2 separate regions of the Homo sapiens genome follow, and region 1 is linked to region 2. Evidence: read pairs that join two places in POLR2A ChIA-PET (ENCODE). Cell type or tissue: Panc1. All regions are shown on one strand. Links, peaks and the distances in the headings refer to the core of each region. The heading gives the core; the rest is flanking DNA.

The links. ChIA-PET counts read pairs that join two places held together with the same protein. Peaks named below come from ENCODE experiments on the same cell type or tissue, not always from the same donor. Only the 100,000 strongest peaks of a DNase experiment are listed, where the experiment ranks them.
Region 1: POLR2A ChIA-PET joins it to region 2 with 10 read pairs; 3 of 35 experiments call an interaction of 5 or more read pairs at or near these places.

The regions. Positions count from the first base shown.
Region 1 is chr7:47,673,981-47,684,121 of GRCh38, reverse strand. No RefSeq gene overlaps it. Among named protein-coding and RNA genes, the nearest start is that of LINC02902, 24 kb to the right of the region's middle. RefSeq lists enhancers at 1,447-1,960, 3,505-4,018. In Panc1, for the core only: no CTCF peak of the experiment used is centred there; no DNase peak of the experiment used is centred there; H3K27ac peaks cover 7,422 bases.
Region 2 is chr7:47,550,618-47,560,758 of GRCh38, reverse strand. All of the region lies in intron 1 of TNS3 (tensin 3), which reads left to right. Among named protein-coding and RNA genes, the nearest start is that of TNS3, 26 kb to the left of the region's middle. RefSeq lists enhancers at 2,241-2,968, 3,697-4,425. In Panc1, for the core only: no CTCF peak of the experiment used is centred there; no DNase peak of the experiment used is centred there; H3K4me3 peaks cover 555 bases; H3K27ac peaks cover 8,000 bases.

The DNA.
Region 1 (10,141 bases), core at 1,279-9,278, 120 kb before region 2:
AATGTCCTTTGAGGTACCTGGCCCTAACAACATATTAGCAGCTTCTGTAATCACAGCAGTTTCTAAATCTTGATTCTCACTGTGAGAAGTGGAGCTGGGGAGTTGGGCTGCTGTGCTGACCACCCAAGGTAGGCGTGTTTGGCCAGCATGAGGATTGCTTCCAGGAGCTACACGCAGTGCCACCCTGGCTTGGGAGGTCTTTTCAAACAAGCCTCCAGTGAGGGAAATCCAGCCAGCGTGAATCTCCCTAAGCTTGGCTAGAAGGTCCAAATTCCTGGCCACTGGGCTCAACTTCCTACCCTTTAATGCTCTATTCTGAGAGTTTCCCGCAAAGCTAATGGCAATTCACCGGGCACCGTAGACAAACATTGTTTGGTGTTGTCACTGGTAAATGGATAGAGACAACGTGATGAGAGCCTCTAACCTTAGGAGACCCAAAGTCAACATGCCCCATTGTTGCTGAAGGAATGGGAGGGGTTGGAGTTACCCCTGTGTCCATGTCCTTGGAAAAGCACAGGGGACAAGTAATGGCCTGTTAGCCTCATTAGCCTGAGAGATTGTCAGCACCTTGGAGAGGAGAGGGCAAGAGCTTCAGACCCGCACCAGCCTGCCCACACTGAATGTGTCTGTGACTCAGTTACTTAACTTCTCAGAACCTCATTTCGTGATCTGTAAACTGGGGTAACAATTTCTCCAGGACACTGTGGGATTCATATGTGCAGGTTAATAGGTGTGGAAGCCATCAGAACACTTTGAAGCACTAGTGGAAATTATCTTCACTCAACTTTTAAATAAAAATCACATACTCCGCATCCTACAGTTTCATTTTATTTGCTTTCTAGGAATTTTTTCAATCTGTAAATACCACTTCTAGGACATATATAAGTAATTTTTACACAACTATGTCAGTGCATATTGAATATAGAGTGGCACAGGTTTGTAAACTTTCAACTCATTGTCTGAAGCACTGTAGAGAACAGAGAGAATGCAGCCAGACAGCCCTGGGATGGGTGTGAATGCTGTGGTGCAGCAGTGTGAAGCAGAGCGAGCCACTCCACCTCCCGGGCCTTGGTTTCCGACAGTGTGGGTGTAACAGGGTTGAGGAGGACCAAGGTCCACAGCAATCCCAGGAGGTCCCCTGCACGAGGCTGTCTTCGTCTCCAGAGCCGTGTCTCTCACAGGTACCTGTTAGATGAGCAACTTTTTTTTTTTTTTTTTTTGAGATGGAGTCTTGCTCTGTCACCCAGGCTGGAGTGCAGTGGCGTGATCTGGGTGACAGAGCGAGACTCCATCTCAAAGAAAAAAAAAATTATTAAGAGGCCAAAAGAGCTGATGTTTATGTGTTTCATACTATCAATATTTATCATAGTAGAAATTGTTTAAACTAAACATTTATTTATTTAAAATGTAATAAATCAATCACATATTAACATAAATAATAGTAATTTAAGGAAATCAACTACTGTATGTGCCCAAACCAGATAACTTAGTGGAAAGAATGGTGTCGTTTTCATTTTATGCAAATCTATTTAATATCTGGCTTAGTGGAGATTCTGGATTCTCAATCTGCTTTTGCATTCAGTCTGTGCAGAGTATTGTTTTGGTGAAATATGAAAAGAAAATCTAGGTTCACGTAGATAGGTAGTTAAGAAATGATAGGCCGGGCACGGTGGCTCACGCCTGTAATCCCAGCACTTTGGGAGGCTGAGGCAGGCGGATCACGAGGTCAGGAGATCGAGACCATCCTGGCTAACACGGTGAAACCCAGTCTCTACTAAAAATACAAAAAATTAGCCGGGCGCGGTGGTGGGCGCCTGTAGACCCAGCTACTCGGGAGGCTGTGGAAGGAGAATGGCGTGAACCCAGGAGGAGGAGCTTGCAGTGAGCTGAGATAGCGCCACTGCACTCTGGCCTGGGCGAAAGAGCGAGACTCCATCTCAAAACAAAAAAAAAGAAATGATGGAGCACTTTTTTTTTTTTTGAGATGGAGCCTTGCACTGTCGCCCAGGCTGTCGTGGCGTGGTCTCGGCTCACTGCAAGCTCCGCTTCCCGGGTTAATGCCATTCTCCTGCCTCAGCCTCCTGAGTAGCTGGGACTACAGGCGCCTGCCACCACACTCAGCTAATTTTTTGTATTTTTTTAGTAGAGACGGAGTTTCACTGTGTTAGCCAGGATGGTCTCGATCTCCTGACCTCGTGATCCGCCCACCTTGGCCTCCCAAAATGCTGGGATTACAGGTGTGAGCCATCACGTCAGGCCGATGGAGCACTTTTAATGGCATTTTTAGATTATTGTCAATATTTTTATTTGATAATCCACCAAAACTTGACATGCGATAGTTCCTTAAAGTTTAATTACACTGTGGAATCAATGAACTTTTCCTACTCTATGTATAAAATCTGTTGGTCTCTCTAGCACACTGAATGAATCTCTTACCTATGCGTGAATCAGTAACATCATCCGTTGGTCATTTGAAAAATGTTGATTCACTGAATTAAGCAGATCTTCCAAATGTTGACTCATTTTATTATTTAATAGGAAAAAAGAAACCCCATTTGTCAATAGCGTCCCCATTCTCTTCACAAGAGTCTCTATGAGCCGACCAATACACAAGTGTGAAAGACCACAGCCTGTCAGTTGCTCCTTCCCTGGCAAAGGCTGTCTGTTCAGCTCCAAGGCAAGGATCACACAAGCGCTTCTGTTCAGACAGCATGTGCCATTCAGCAAGCGCCATTCAGCAAGCAGCAAAGGGGCTTTCTGTGCCCTTCCAATTGCAACCCACAGGATATATTTAAGAGATCTGTACTCAGGGGCTCGACCTTTGATCAATAGTGTTCACTGTTTAATCAGAAACTGAGTTTTCTTACTCTAAGTTTGTGGCAGTAACGAACTCTGTGTTGAAGAAAACAGTCAAACTCTGTAAAATATTTGAAAAGATTTATTCTGAGCCAAATATGAGTGACCATGGCCCATGACACAGCCCTCAGGAGATCTTGAGAACGTGTGTCCAAGGTGGTCCGGGTGCAGCTTGGTTTTATACATTTTAGGGAGACATGAGACTTCAATCAAATACATTGAAGAAATACATTGGTTCGGTACAGAAAGGTGGGACAACTTGAAGCAGGAAGCGGGGGTGCTTACAGGTTATAAGTACATTTACAATTTTTCTAATTGGCAATTGGTTGAAAGAGTTATCAGTAGAAAGGAATGTCTGGGTTGCGATAAGAGATTGTGGAGACTAAAGTTTTTTTCATGCAGATGAAGCCTCCAGGTAGCAGGCTTCATCTGCAGGAGAATACATTACAGTAGATTGTAAATGTTTCTTCTTTCTTGTCTTTCTTTCTTTCTTTCTTTCTTTCTTTCTTTCTTTCTTTCTTTCTTTCTTTCTTTCTTTCTCTCTCTTTCTTTTTCTCTCTCTCTCTCCCTCCCTCCCTCCCTCCCTCCCTCTCTCTCTCTCTTTCTTTTTTTTTTTGAGACAGAGTCTTGCTCTGTCACCCGGGCTAGAGTGCAGTGGCACACTCTCGGCTCATTGTAAGCTCCGCCTCCCGGGTTCATGTCATTCTCCTGCCTCAGCCTTGCGAGTAGCTGGGACTACAGGCGCCTGCCACCACGCCCAGCTAATTTTTGTATTTTTTAGTAGAGACGGGGTTTCAACGTGTTAGCCAGGATGGTCTCGATTTCCTGACCTCGTGATCTGCCTGCCTCGGCCTCCCAAAGCGCTGGGATTACAGACGTGAGCCACCGCGCCCGGCCTCTTTTTTTTGACACTAAGTCTCACTCTGTCTCCCAGGCTGGAGTGCAGTGGCGTGATCTCGGCTCCCTGCAACATCTGCCTCCCACGTTCAAGCAATTCTCCTGTCTCAGTCTCCCAAGTAGCTGGGATTACAGGGACGCACCACCACACCTGGCTAATTTTTGTGTTTTTAGTAGAGACGGGGTTTCTCCATGTTGGCCAGGCTAGTCTTGAACTCCTGGCCTCAGGTGATCCACTTGCCTTGGCCTCCCAAAGTGTTGGGATTACAGGCGTGAGCCACCAAACCGGCCTGTAAATGTTTCTTGTCAGACTTAAAGTCTGCGTTGATGTTGGTGCCTGAGAGGGAAAATGAGGCGTGCCCAACCCCCTCTCCCCGTCATGGCCTGAACCAGTCTTTCAGGTTAAATATAAGAGTTCCCTGGCCTAGGAGGAAGTCCATTCTGAGGGTTGGGGGGCTTAGACTTTTATTTTAGGTTTACAGTGTCAGTGACCACATTCACACTGAGACACCAGCAGTATCAGACACCATTGCTTTTGCACCATCAGTGAAAATCTAAACACAGTGAAAAGGGCAAAGAACATTGTCCTGGTATGGGAAGGACAGTAATCCCCTGAGGAGCTCTCAAGGACCCTCAGGTATCCACAGCCCACATTTTGAGAACAACTGATATATGCACAACCATTAATGTTCTCTAGACAGCTAAAGCGTTTTGTTTTTGTTTTTGTTTTTTGTTTTCTTGGGTTTTTTTTTTTTTTTTATTTTTAGACAGAGTCTCTCTGTGTCTCCAAGTCTGGAGTGCAATGGCGCAATCTCGGCTCACTGCAACCTCCGCCTCCCGGGTTCAAGCAATTCTCCTGCCTCAGCCTCCCAAGTAGCTGGGATTACAGGCATGTGCCACTACAACTGGCTAATTTTTGTATTTTTAGTAAAGAGGGGGTTTCACCATATTGGCCCGGCTGGTCTCGAACTCTTGACCTCAGGTGATCTGCCCGCCTCAGCCTCCCAAAGTGCTAGGATTACAGGCATGAGTCACAGTGCCCAGCTAAAGGGGGTGTTTATGCATTAGAATTCTAATTAGCCTGCCTCGTCAGAATTAGACAAGGAATATATTTCAGTTGCTGCAGAAGTCAACACCTAGTAAGGAAACACTCAGTGAGTGTCTTAGCCAGCCCTGCTCCCATGGCTTTGCGGGGCACAGCCCATGCAGCTGCTCTCATGGGTTGGAGTTTGGTGCTGGCAGCTTTTCCAGGCTGAGGTTTCATATTGTTGGTGGCTTTCCCATTCCAGGTTTTCAGTGGTGACCCTGGCCCCATAGTTCCACCAGGCATTGCCCCAGGAGGGACTCTATGGTGGCTGTGCCCCACAGCAGTTTTCTGCCTTGGACCCTAGATTTTCAGAAACATCCTCTGAAATCAAAAAGGAAGCTGCCAAGCCTCTACAGCTCTCGCCTTCTAGGTGCCTGCAGACTTGACATCACATGGACATCTCCAAGGCTTACAACTTGAGTTCTCAGGAGCTGTGTCCTCAGCCATTTGCGTGCTATGCAAATGGCACACCTGGTCCAGCCAATCTTTCATGTGCTTTGTAAATCAGACACTGCCTCCTCAAGCTCATCTATAAAACCTCCTACATTTCACCACAGCAACCCATTTTTCTCTGAGACCCCTCTTTGCACAGAGATCTCTTCTTTTTCTTTCGCCTATTAAACTTCTGAGTTTAACCTCACTCTGGTGTGTAAGCATCCTAGTTTTCCATGGCCATGGGACAAGGAACCTCAGGTTTTATCCCAGACAATGACACCACTTTAATATCTCAGCCAATTGTGCCACCGCTGCTCCAGGCTGGATCCAGGGAACAGCTTCCTGAGGCTACACAGGGCATCAGGGTCCCAGGCCCATCCCCCCAAATTATTCTGCCTTTTCAGGCATCTGGGCAGATGGGAGGGGCAGGCCTCAGGGATCTCCGAAATGCCTCTCCAGCCTTTTCCCATTGTCCTTTTTTTTTTTTTTTTTTGAGACGGAGTCTCACTCTGTCATCTAGGCTGGAGTGCAGTGGCTCCAGCTCTGCTCACTGCAACCTTCACCTCCCTGGCCAAGCGATTACCCGCCTTAGCCTCCTGAGTAGCTGGCATTACAGGCGCCCGCCACCAAACCCAGGTAATTTTTGTGTTTTTAGTAGAGACAAGGCCTCACTATGTTGGCCAGGCTGGTCTCCAACTCCTGACCTCAGATGATCAGCCCACCTCGGTCTCCTAAAGTGCTAGGATTACAGGCGTGAGCCACCATGCCCAGCCCCCATTTTTCTTACTGTTACCACTTGGCTCCCTTTTCACCCCCAGTCATCTCCTCAGCAAGTGATTACTCTGCTGAACTCTTAAATTCCTCTCCTGAAAATGCCCTTTCATTCTCTGCCACATGGCCAGGCTGGAAATTTTCCAAATTTCTATGCTTCCCTTTTAATTGTAAATTCTGCCTTCAGGTCATTCTTTTGCTGCCATAACTGAGCATAAGCTGTTGAAAGTAACCACACCACTTCTTGAGTGATTTGCTGCTTAGAAATTTCATCCGCCAGATTATCTTAGGTCATCCCTCTTAAGTTCAACCTTCCATAAAGCCTTAGGGCATAAATACAAATATTTGTAACAAGTGTGACCTTTGTTCCAGTTTCCAAATAGATACTTCCCATTTCCATCTGTGACCTTATCAGAATGGCCTTTACTGTCCATAATTCTATAAACATTTTGGTCACAATAACTTAACTAGTCTCCAAGAAATTCCAAACTTACCCTAATCTCTTTGTCTTCTTTGGGCCCTCACCAGAATTATCCTTAATGCCCACTTCAGGGCAATGCAGTGCTTTTCTAGCCAGCTCCTCCAAACTCTTTCAACCTGTGGCCATTTCCCAGTTCCACACTGGCTTCCACATTTTCAAGTACCTTTATAAAAAGACCCCACTGCTCAATACCAATCTTCCATCATAGTCTATTTTGTGTCGCTAAAACAGAATACTTGAGTCTGGGTAATGTATAAAGAAAAGAGGTTTATTTAGCTCACAGTTCTGCAGGCTGAGAAGTTCAAGAGCATGGCCCTGGTTTCTGGTGAGAGCTTTTGTGCTGCATCATAACATACATGATGAAGAAGGTCAAAGGGCAAGAAGACACACCTGAAGAAACAAAATGCAAGAAGCATTCTGTCTGTTTAACAGTCAACTTTTGCGGGAACTAATTCATTCTGTGGGAAATTATCCAGGCTCATCAGAGTGAGAACTCATCACCACAAGAACAGTACCAAGACATTCACGAGGGATCCATCCCCATGACCCAAACACCTCCCGCTAGGCCCCATCTCCCAAAGCCACTGCACCGATGGTAGAGATGAATAAGCCCATTTCCAAACCATAGCAGGTAACTGCAGAGCTATGACATCCACAGATAACGAACATGACAAAACCTCACGGCACAGAGGAGTGCCATGTGGTTTGGAGGAGAGCGTAGAGAAGTTTGCAGTGGATCTGCTTCACTCCATCTATAAATTCAAATGCTAATCTTTTCTGCAAACACCCTCACAGACACACCAGAACTAATGTTTTACCAATTACCTAGGTATCCCTTAGCCCAGTCAAGTTGACACATGAAACTGTCACAAGCACAAACCACATCTGTCTCTCTAGTGCTTTTTCCCTAAGCACCAAGCACTATACCCAGCACAGAAAAGACATCCAATACATATGTGTTCTATAGAATGGAAAGGAATGTTTTTCCACCATCTTGAATCAGGCACTTGACCCAGGGGTTACATAGCCATTGCACAATTCCTTCAGTGCTATAAGAATGGGCTATAACTGGCCAGGCGCGGTGGCTCACTCCTGTAATCCCAGCACTTTGGGAGGCCGAGGTGGGTGGATTACGAGGTCAGGAGATCGAGACCATCCTGGCTAACACGGTGAAACCCCATCTCTACTAAAAATACAAAAAATTAGCCAGGCGAGGTGGCGGGTGCCTGTAGTCCCAGCTGCTGAGGCAGGAGAATGGCATGAACCCTAGAGGGTGGAGCCTGCAGTGAGCCGAGATCGCACCACTGCACTCCAGCCTGGGTGACATCAAGACTCCGTCTCAAAAAAAAAAAAAAAAAAAAGAATAGGCTATAACTGGGCCAGGTGCAGTGGCTCATTGGCTCATGCCTGTAATCCCAGTACTTTAGGAGCCTGAGGTGGGCAGATCACGAGGTCAGGAGATTGAAACCATCCTGGCTAACACAGTGAAACCCCGTCTCTACTAAAAGCACAAAAAATTAGCTGGGCGTGGTGGCGGGCGCCTGTAGTCCCAGCTACTCGCAAGGCTGAGGCAGAAGAATGGCATGAACCCGGGAGGCAGAGCTTGCAGTGAGCCGAGATTGCGCCACTGCACTCCAGCCTAGGCAACAGAGTGAGACTCTGTCTCAAAAAAAAAAAAAAAAAAAAAAAAAAAAGAATGGGCGATAACTGTTATTGCACCCATTCAATACACAGGCAGACTGAGACAGCAAAGTCAAGATTTGAACGCAAGAGCAAGATTTGAGAAACTGAGGCATTTTTACTCTTCTGTGCTGCCTTACTTGTTGGCAGTACACATGAAAGACATCAAGATTTAGATCTGTGTCAGCTTTCCCTCAAATGGTAAAGAAGGACAGGGTTTGAATTTCTTGGTGAACTTGGAAATACCCGATGACTTGAACCATTAGGGTTTAGGATACTTTTTCTTCAGGCAGCATGTTGCCTCCTATGCATAAATTAAGTCAATTCAGTATTCCCAGTATGGCTGGAAAAACATCATACTAAGCTAACAATTTTCAGTGTCATTTAAGAATTGCACTGAGGTGGCCAGGCACGGTGGCTCACGCCTATAATCCCAGCACTTTGGGAGGCTGAGGTGGGCGGATTGCAAGGTCAGGAGTTCAAGACCAGCCTGGCCAATATGGTGAAAACCCGTCTCTACTAAAAATACAAAAATTAGCCAGGTGTGGTGGTGGGTGCCTGTAATCCCAGCTACTCAGGAGGCTGAGGCAGGAGAACCACTTGAACCAGGGAGGTGGAGGTTGCAGTGAGCCAAGATCACGCCACTGCACCCCGGCCTGGGTGACAGAAAGAGACTCTGTCTCAAAAAACAAAAAAAATTTTGCATTGAGGCCAAGTGTGGTGGCTCATGCTTGTAATCCCAGCTTTTAGGGAGGCCAAGGCAGGAGGATTGCTTTGGCTCACAATCCCTTAAAGCTGCCGTTTCTCTCCTGTGTTACAATGTGCACAGTGACTGCACTGATCAGTCACCACTGGGATGTGCTTGAGTGTGTATGTTTGTCTGAGTGTGTATGCTAATATGTATAAAAGTTTGTGTGTGTGAGGGAGTGTGAGTACATGAGAGTGCATGTGAATGTGTGAGTCTGTAAGAGAGTGTGTGTCTGTGGGGCATGTGAGAGCATTGTGAGAGTATGTGTGCATGTGTGTATGTGTGCACAATTGTGTGAGAGCATTGTGAGGGTATGTGTGCATGTGTGTGAGAGTATGTGTGCATGTGTGTATGTGTGTGTGCATGAGCGTGTGAATGCAGGTGTGTTTTCTGCTCTGCTCTGATCACTTTTCTACCTGGCCTCTCTTCCTTCACATTTGCCCCCCAGAATCCCTTCTCCACACAACACCTGAATTCTCTGTTTGTAGAGCTGATAATACCCTATGATTCCCCTGCCTAAAATCCTCCAGCAGCTTCCACCTGACTTCTAACTAAAACCCAGCTCCTCACCGTGCCCCATAGGCCCTAGCTCAGTGAGGTGGGGCGCCTGCCTGCTGCTCAGAGCCTGGCTCTGCCTCTCTCCCCTCCTGCTTGCCCCAACCACCATGAGCTTTTGTCCAGCCTGGGAGGGACCAAGCTTTTTGGCACTGTAAGGACTTCGTGTGTCCTCCCAGCCCAGACCCCCAGAATGCTTTGTCCTCTGGCTGGTGCGAGTGTTAGGAAAGTCCGCATCTTCAGAGAGGCCTTTGACCCCGTCCATATGGACTGATTACCTCCATCTCCCACTTCTAGAATGTAAGCTCATGAGGCAGAGCCTAGTGGGTCGTGTTCCTGGCCATACCTCCAGGGCCTGGCATAAAGCAGGCCCCCGCAGACCCCCAAGAATCTCTATGAAGGCCAGTGGTGGATGCACCAGGCTGGGAATCGGAGTCTGCCCCTGCAGTTGCCGTCGTCCAGCACCTTAGACCCTCTGAGCCTCGGTTGCTCCATTTTTCTTTTTCTTTTCTTTCTTTTTTTTTTTTTTTTTTTTTTTGAGACGGAGTCTCACTCTGTCGCCCAGGCTGGAGTGCAGTGGCGCAGTCTCGGCTTACTGCAACCTCCACCTCCCAGGTTCAAGCGATTCTCC
Region 2 (10,141 bases), core at 929-8,928:
CTCAGAAAGGACACTGTTCTGGGTGGGTTTGAGAGGAGCAAGTTAGGGGTGCTGAGAGGTGGGGCTGCTGTTGCCCCTGGAAAGGGGGTCATTTGTAGGCTGATGTCTGTGCTGGGATCCCAGTTCGAGGGTTGCAGGAGCAGCCAGCGGGACCACAGGCAGAGTCGGCCAAGGACTGGTTGCCCCTGACAGCAGCAGAGAGGTGGACAAGGGAGTCTGGGGAGAATGCCACCGGGTGAGAAGTTAGGTTTAGGGCTTTGGTTGGGCAGATTTATGGAAGACATGAAAACACCAGGTTTTGGACAGAGTGATATCTTAATTGGTTTGTGCTGCTACAACCTGATACCTTAGATTGGGCAATTGATAGACGACAGGAATTTATTTCTCACAGTTCTGGAGGCTGGAAGTCCAAGATCAAGGCCCTCGGTGTCTGGTGAGGGCCTGTTTCCTGGTTCATAGATGGTGACTTCTATGTGCCCTCACATGGTAGAGGGGTGAGGGAGCTCCCTGGGGTCATTATTATGAGGCCCTAAGCCCATCCTGAGGCTCCAGCCTCATGACCTAACCACCTTCCTGAGGCCCCAGCTCCTCATACCATCACCTTGGGGTTCAGGTCTTCAACATAGGAATTGGGGGTAGGGGGGCGGGTCACAGACATTCTGACCATGGCAATGATGCAGAAAAGCCCAGTTTGAGGTGGGCTGCAAAGGGAGACCCGCGGCCGGCTCTTGCAGTCCTGCGGGGGTGGAGCAGGTGGTGTAGACCCAGCTTCCTACCTTGGGGCCCCAGTGGCCCTCAGCAGCATCGTGAATCCCTTCATGCTAGGTGTAGTGTGTGTGGATTGTTCTCAGGGTTTGTAGCTTCATCAGATCATCAGGGCTGCTCGACCGCCGAATGTGAAGGCCAGGGTTTCCTTGTCCTATGCTACAGCAGCTCTCTCTGCGTGTCCTGGTCCCCAGGCTGCCCATTGCCCTGATGAAGATGCATGGTGGAGCTTGGGCCTGGAATGAGGGGGAGTGGAAGGAGGTGAGTGCAGAGATGGACAAGGGCCCCAGGGAGACTGGGGCCATAGGATGCTGTGAACTTTGATGGAGGCCTCAGAGATGTAGAGCAGGAGGGCTGGCCTCTCGTAAGATTGGCTCCTGTGGCTCTTGTTTTAGCCCCTTCCAGCCCCCATCCCTGCCTCTTGTTCTCCATTCTCTGCATAGTCCTGGGGTGCGTAAAGATGATGTGACGAGGCTGAGGCACCGCCCTGCACCAGAAAGTTCTTGGAACTCGCCAAGGGCACATTCCTAAGATGCAATGTTGTGAAGCCACCTCTGCTGTCCCTTGGAGAATTCTCCCGCTCCCATTATTAAAAATCTGAACATGTGTCTTGATGTCTGTTTATTTATTTATTTATTTTTTGTGAGATGGAGTTTTGCTTTGTTGCCCAGGTGTGAGTGCAGTGGCGTGATCTTGGCTCACTGCAACCTCCACCTCTCAGGTTCAAGCAGTTCTTCTGCCTCAGCCTCCCAAGTAGCTGAGACTACAGGCGCGCGTCACCATGCCTGGCTAATTTCTGTATTTTTAGTAGAGATGGAGTTTCACCATATTGGCCAGACTGGTCTCAAATTCCTGATCTCATGATCCGCCCACCTTGGCCTCCCAAAGTGATGGGATTACAGGTGTGAACCACCACGACCTGCCTGTCTGTATATTTAAATATGCATTAAACATGGGGTTGGAAGAGTGACATGGGAGGTCTATATACACGGGCGTTGCGAGATTTGCTTCTGCCTTCCAGTGCTTTCCCTTGGGCTCCCTCTGGGGAGATTTCGGCTCTGGGAGATTTGCGGCCAGTTTTGCCATTACCAGGTGAGTGGAAGGGCTCGAGGGGGTCATGCAAAGCTTCCTCCTGCTCATGGCCTTGGACATAACCAAGGAGGGCTTGGACTTGGACCCTGAGCAGGGTTTTCCTGCAGGTGTACACAGAGGAATGTCCCATAGGGTGGCTGTGTGGGAGAGTGGGACCCTGGGGAGGCAGAGCTGGGACCCTCTGCTGAGGGGGGCCCCAGGCAGTGGGCCTTGTCCTCTCCTCATGCGTGGGAAACCTGCCCAGGGAGGCTGTGGTTATTTTGTCCCAGTTTTTCCATCGACGAAACAGGAGTCGGTGGAAATTTGCAAGTAGGTGATGGGAGAGGTGGGCCTGAACCCCAAGTCCTTAGAATGAAAACCTGGGCCTTTCTTGGTCCCTGCAGGTGTGCTCCACTGCAGGGTGGGGAGGTGCTGGGGTCGGCCTCTTTGAAGTTGGGCTGATGGACACAAAGGGGTTGGGGTTGGTGGAGGCACCCACTCTTGCATGGAGGAGGGTGTGGGACCCTCTGCCAAGTGTCAAGTTAGCCTGAAATGAGGCACAGACTGGGAGCTTTGCTTTTTGCCCTGGGGTAAGAATAAAAGAAGAAAACAATGCAGGCCGAGGAAGCATTCCTAGGAGGTGGCGCAGCCTCTTTGATCCTCCTCGGCACCGGCTTGCTGTAGCTTGCTCTTATCAGGACGGCAAATACCCTGTTTCCTTTTATGTTGGGAACCTACAAGAGGCTCTGATGCTAGAATCGGGCTCCCTCATTCTTGCCTGCAGGAAGCAGTGTCCTGTATACAGGCGTCAGCACCCACATGGGGGTGGACAGTGGAGGGCCAGCCTGGGCCTGCCTCGTGTGCTCAGGCCTCCTTGGTGGGGGTGGGAGTGGTGCAGAAGTTCTCGTCATTTGTCATTTGCCAGAGGGACGATGGGCAGACAGCAGAGATGTCCCGAGGCCTGCTCACCGCAGGCCTTCTACGCAGCCCTCTGGAAAAGAGGCCATCCTTCCAGTTTGGAGACTTCCTCTGGAGAATTCCATGACACACATTCTTGAACTGTGGATGTAATCCAGTAAGGCGTGGTTCATGGCATGTGGTGTGGAATAATTCATTGTTGGACAGTTTGCTCTAGGAATGGCGTGGCCTCCCTACCTCCTCCCACTACATGCTAGTGGCCACCCCAGTGGTGGTGATGGTTAAAATGTCCTCACATTTCCAAATGTCCCCAGCGCCTCCAATTATTAGTAGGCAGAGAAGTCAGTTGGCACTTAAAAAAACAAACTAGGATGAAAAATCCCAGAGAGTATTCTGCCAGTTGCCACGTCATATTCCCATAAAACCTTCAGTTATTTACCCATATGGGTGCTTTACCTGGTTGTTACTTAAGATAGATTTCTGTATGTGTTGCAAGGAAAGGCATTGCAGAAATGGACAGGACCATTTTTTTCGTTCCACATTGTGACTCTTCCTTTCCTGTATTTGAAAGATTAAAAGATAGCACCCCCTAGATGGGTGAGGGTTGGGTTAAATAGTAGTGTTGGGACAGAAAGGTCCATTTGTGAGCTCGCTGCAGGCAGGTTTGATGGTTCTGGTGGAAGTAGCCTTGGCGGCTGCTGGTTTTCAAAGCCTCTGACAAAGCTGTGCATATCACCCGTGACTGCACCCTGAGGAAAGACGAAAAGTCAGCCTCTCCCTTACGTAGGACGCTTGTAAACTTTCCCAGACGCACTGTTGGTCTTAAGGATTGTTCTGACCCTGGACATTTGCAGGACTTGTCCAAGGTGGATCTGAGCCTCCTCATGTGCTCCAGGCAGAGATCAGGATTCGGATGCATCACCAACTGGTGGAAGATGGGGACTAGGCACCCTGCACACCCTGCACAGGTCAGGTTCTGTTGCTCCCCGCCCCCGCTGCTCCTGGTTATCGTCTGTGGGGGGCATGGCTTGGTGGCAGGGACTGGAGGACAGAGGGCTGGGAGTAGGGCCTCTTGGCTGCAACCTGCCCTTCTGCCCAGCACCGTTGCATTGAGAATCGCCAGGTGCCATTCCTTCCTTGCATGCCATGCTCACTGTACCAAAGACTTGTGGAGTTTTGCCATTTGGGTTTATGGGAGGTTGCATTCCCCTCAGCCCAGCCAGTGAGAGCGGGCAGCGTCTGGCCTGGGGCCCGCACTTTGCAGCCCCTGAAGATCTCAGCTGTTATGCCTCTGCTTTGCTTCCCTCAGCTTGGGAAGCTTCACTCGCCCCTGCCCCCAGAGTGTGACTCAGATGTACCCACTGACCGGAGGAACTTGTTGGGAGGAAGTCACAATTATGGGCTTAGGGAAAGAAAAGTCAAACAACCAACAAAATAATAATCATGCTCGCCTGTGGATTGGGCCTAAGGGATGTGGGGCCCTCTGTCGTCCTCGGTTCCCTACCTCAGAGCTTCAGATGCCCAGACTCAGGCCGGAGGCTCCTAGGGCCCCAGGACAGGCAGAACACCCACATTCATGGGGGTGCAGAGTTGTCCCCAGATGGCCTGGAGAGACCCCTGCTCAGGGGGTCTTGGCCCTTAGTGTGTCTCAGGATGAGGACTCTAAATAATCTATCTGGGAACCTCCTTAGAGTAGCTGACTTGTTTTACTAAAGGTAATTTTTTAAAAATCACGTTTTGATTTTAAAGTGTCTCCAGGATCTTCTGCAGTTTACTAGAACCTCTTACTGCTCAATTGTCAACAGGGTTATTCTACAAAAGAGGGCATGTGGGTTCAAGGAGAATCTGAACATGGGATTCACACACTGAACTCCAACTGGTTGCCTCCGCCTTTGTGTGTGTTTATATGCGTATGTGTGTATGTAAGTGCACGTTCCTAAATGTATATGTACACAAGTGTATGTGTGTCCACATGAACACACACATGTATACCGTGCATGCATGCATGCACACCTACATGTATGTGTCTATGTGCATGTAATGTGCATGTGTGTATTATGTGTGTGCAGGCTTACTTTGGAGATACTGCAGTTTGGTGCCAACTGGACCATTGCAATAAAATGAATATTGAGATAAAGTAAGTTGCACACATCTTTTAGTTTCCCAGTGCATATAAAAGTTGATTATACTAAGCTGTAGTTATATTAAGTGTGAAAATGGCAGTATGTCTAGAAAAACAATGTACATGTCAATTTAAAAATGCGTTATTGCTAAAGAATGGTAACAATCATCTGAGCCTTCAGCAAGTTAAAATCTTTTTGCTGATGGAAAGTCTTGCCTACAAGTTCATGGCTTTGGACGGATCAGTAGCTACTGAAGGTTGGGGTGGCTGTGGCAATTCCTTAAAATAAGACGATGATAAAGTTTGCCACGTCAGTTGACTCCTTCATGAAAGACTTCTCTGTAGCATGTGATGGTGTTTAATAGCATTTTATCCACGGTAGAACTTTTTTCAAAATTGGAATTAGTCCTTTCAAACCCTCTTGCTGCTTTATTACATTTACACAATTACATTTGTGTAACTTTCTTTTTTTTTTTTTTTTGAGACAAAGTCTTGCTCTTGTCCCTCAGGCTGGAGTGTGTTGGCATGATTTCAGCTCACTGCAACCTCCGCCTCCTGGGTTGAAGCGATTCTCCTGCCTCAGCCTCCCAAGTAGCTGGGATTACAGGCGCCTGCCACCACACCCGGCTAGTTTTGGTATTTTTAGTAGAGACAGGGTTTCACCGTGTTGGCCAGGCTAGTCTGGAACTCCTGACCTCAGGTGATCCACCCGCCTCAGCCTCCCAAAGTGCTGGGATTACAGGCTTGAGCCACCACGCCCGACCACATTTGTGTAATTTTCTAAATATTTTGTTGTTATTTCAATAATATGTACAGCATCTTCTTTATCAAGGGTAGATTCCATTCTTTTTTTTTTGAGACAGAGTCTCGCTCTGTTGCCAGGCTGGAGTGCAGTGGCGCAATCTCGGCTCACTGCAACCTCTGCCTCCCGGGTTCAAGCGATCCTCCTGCCTCCGCCTCCTGAGTAGCTGGGATTACAGGCGCACACTACCATGCCCAGCTAATTTTTGTATTTTTAGTAGGACGGGGTTTCACCATGTTGGCCAGGATGGTCTCCATCTCTTGACCTTGTGATCCACCTGCCTCAGCCTCCCAAAATGCTGGGATTACAGGTGTGAACCACCGTGCTCGGCCCGATTCCATCTTAAGAAACCACTTTCTTTGCTTATGCATAAGAAGCAACTTCTCATCCATTAAAGATTGATCATGCGATTGCAGCAATTCAGTCACATCTTCAGGCTCCACGTCTAGTTCTAGTGCTCTTGCTGTTCCCAGCACATTTGCAGCTCCTTTCTTCACTGAAGTCTTGAACCCTCAAGATCATTCATAAGGGTTGAAATCAACTTCTTCCAAACTCCTGTTAATATTGACAATTTGACTTCCTCTCATGAATCACAAATGTTCTTAAAGGCATCTGGACTGTTGAATCTTTTCCAGATTTGTTTTTTTTTTTGTTTTTTTTTTTGAGATGGAGTCTTCCTCTGTCACCCAGACTGGAGTGCAGTGGCGCAATCTCAGCTCACTGCAACCTCTGCCTCCTGGGTTCAAGTAATTCTCCTGTCTCGGCCTCCCGAGTAGCTGGGATTACAGGCACCCGCCACCATGCCTGGCTAATTTTTGTATTTTTAGTAGAGACAGGGTTTCACCATGTTGGCAGGTAGGTCTTGAACTCCTGACCTCAGGTGATCTACCCGTCTTGGCCTCCCAAAGTGCTGGGATTACAGGTGTGAGCCACTGTACCTGGCCCAAAATGTATTTCTTAAAAAGTAAGACTTGAGGGCCAGGCACAGTGGCTCACGCTTGTAATCCCAGCACTTTGGGAGGCCGAGGTGGGCGGATCACCTGAGGTCAGGCGTTCGAGACCAGCCTGGCCAACATGGTGAAACCCCGTCTCTACTAAAAATACAAAAATTAGACAGGCTTGGTGGCAGCCTCCTGTAATCCCAGCTACTCGGGAGGCTGAGGCAGGAAAATCGCTTGAACCTCGAGGTGGAGGTTGCAGTGAGCCGGAGGCTGCAGTTAGCCGAGATTGCACCATTGCACTCCAGCCTGGGCAAAAAGAGCCAGACTTCATCTCAAAAAAAAAAAAGTAAGAGTTGAAAGTCAAAATTACTCCTTGATCCATGGGCCATAGAATGGATGTTGTGTTAGTAGGCATGAAAACAACATTCATTTCTTTGTACATCTCTGTCAGAGTTGCTGCATGACCACCTGCATTGTCAACAGGTAGTAATATTTTGAAACGAATCTCTTTTTTTCTGAGCAGTAGTGTCTCCACAGTGAGCTCAACAGTAAGTCTCAACAGTGAGCTTAAAATAGTCAATAAACCATGTTGTATGCAGAAGTTCTGTCATCCAGGCTTTACTGTTCTATTTATAGAGCACAGGGAGGATAGATTTTGCATAATTCTTCAGGACTCTGGAATCTTCAGAATGGTAAATGAGCATTTGCTTCAACTTCCAGGCATTAGTTGCCTTAGCCCCTCACAAGACAGTTAGCCTGTGCTTCGAAGCTTTGAAGCTTGACATTGACTTCTCCTCTCTGGCTATGAAAGTCCTAGGTGGCATCTTCTAATAGAAGGCTGATTTTGTCTGCATTGAAATCTGTTGTTTAGTGTAGCCACCTTCATCAATGGTCTTAGCTAGATCTTCTGAATAACTTGCGGCAGCTTCTACATTAGTACTTGCTGCTTCACCTTACTCTGCTATGTTATGGAGACGGCTTGTTTACCTAAACCTCTTGAGCCAACCTCTGCTAGCTTCAAACTTTTCTCCTGCCGCTTCCTCACCTTGCTGAGTCTGCATAGAATTGAAGAGAGTTAGGGCCTTGCTCTGGATTAGGCTTTGGCTTAAGGGAATGTGGTGGCTGGTTTGATCTTCTAATCCAGACCATTCAAACTTTCTTTGTAACAGCAAAAAGGCTGTTTTGCTTTCTTATCATTGGTGTGTTTACTGGAGCAGCACTTTTAATTTCCTTCAAGAACTTTTCATTTGCATTTGCACCTTGGCTAACTGTTTGGCATGAGAGGCCTGGCTTTTAGCCTGTCTGAGCACATGCCTTCCCCACTAAGCTGACTCATTTCTAGCTTTTAAGAGATGTGACTCTTCCTTTCACTTCAACACTACTGGTTATTAATTGGCCTGATTTCAGTGTTGTTGTGTCTCAGGGAATATGGAGGTCCGAGGAGAGGGAAAGAGCAGTCCAGAGCATCAGAACACACAGAACGTTTATCCATTGAGTTCGCAGTCTTATATGGATTTGGTTCATGGCACCCCAAAACAATTACAATAGTAACATCAAAGAGCACAGATCACAAATAACCATGAAAGATATAATAATAATGAAAAAGTTTGAAATATGGTGAGAGCTTCCAAAATGTGACACAGGGACCAGAAGTGAGCTCATGCTTTTGGGAAAATGGCACTGACGTGGGGTTGCCACAAACCTTTAGTTTGTTAAAAAAAACTGAGTATCTGCAAAGTTCAATAAAGCAAAGCACAATAAAACGAGGTCTGTCTGCCTGTGTGTGTCTTGTTGATTTCTGCAACGGAGGCAGAGAGTGATTTTTTGTTGTTATTTTTCTTCTTGTTTCTCCAGGCAAATTGTTTCTCGCCTTCACTCATGTGCCAAGCTCTAGACGGCTTCCTGGCTTGGCAAGATTACTGTTAACGCATCCCTAAGCATTCCTTTTATTTGTTAAATCCCTGTTATTCTGTTAGAATCTATCTTGCAGCCAAAATAGCCTCAGGAGAAAAATAATGAAAAAAAAAGAAATGAATTAGGTGTGCCAGAAGAATGTGATGGGCGTGGGGAGGTTTATGCAGATAAATATGGTGGGTAAGAATGCCGCCCCTTTTCAATGTCTGTTTAAATGTTTCCATTTTCCTTGTAAAAGCACTCCAACACAAGAAGTGCATTTGCAGAGAGGCCAAGGATCGCTCCCGGTGGACACACGGTTTTGTAGCCTCCCTCTCCACCCCACCCCTGCCCCGCTCCAGCTGTGCCTTAGCAGACGTCATTCCCTGTTATTTCAGTCTCTGCAAGTGCAAGAATTTAGGGTGATAACAGCCATACTTCCATTCCATGAATTTGCACACTTCTTACTCTCTACTTATCTAACACACATGTGCACAGTGTGAACCTTGGTCTGCTGACTTAACTTTGCCTGTGTGGGGTGTTGTTTCTCTCCTGTCTGTGGACACTTACTGAGTTGAGATTCACAGGTGTGGAAAGAGCAGGGTCTGCAGTGCGAATGTTTTCGTAGTTCTCATTGTAGACTGTCCAATGACTTTTCAAAGTGCTCCCCAAGGCATGAATTATTCCACTGGGGGTCTCCTTGCCTGTAGTTTTGAACCCTGACCCAGCCAAAGGCTCCCCTGCTCCTGGTGGCTATGCTGGAACTCTAGCTCCTTCCCTTTGGCCTGAGGTGGCCACACCCAGGGCTCCAGCCACATGACGTTTTGTGCCCTCACCCACCTCCTCCGTGGTCTCCCCATTTGCTTAAGGAAACACCTGGAGTGAGACAGAACCATCCAGTCCATGGCTGTGCCCCACTGGGCCTCCACCTTCAGGACGTGCCCAGGGTCTAGCCACCTGCTTTTGCTCAGTTCCCGAGTCCAGCGGCAGGAAGTGGACACCAGGCCAGCCTTCTGCCCGGGAGCTCAGGTGCTAGAGCTTGTCTGCCCTCTGTGCAGCAGGGAGCCCACCTTGCCCATTTGAGAAAGAAGCAGGGGCACTCCGAGGAGATGCTTCCTGAAGGAACCGGGTGTTTTAGGAAGATCTTCCTGGCGCTTCCCACAGGTCTGGTGAATGCTATTCACCCAGGCTCCCAAGAGGCTGAGCCCCTCCTTGCCCTTTTTCTGAGTGAGCTCATGTTCCTTGGCTGGGTGCAGACTTGGGAGATGTGCTCAGTCACTCCACAGCAAAATTCTGTCTCTTTGGGGTGGCATGACTCCTCAGGAGTGGGGTAAGACTGTTTAGGAATGACCAAAACTTAGGTCTGTTTTGTTTTGTAACTTTGTTAATATCCCATGGGCGTTTTCCATATAAGTGAATATGGATGTGATTATTATTTTTAGTGACTTCATAGTATTCGAATCCCATTCTATGTTAGTACCATAAAATGACCAGAGCCCAGTTGCTGGCTATTAAAACTGCTTCCAGCCTTTTTTGTTGTGCATAATTCTGTACCCTGCCCTTCCACGTAGATCTTTCCAGGCATGGTCATTGCCTTAGAACACATTCCTTGAAGGAGAATTGACCATT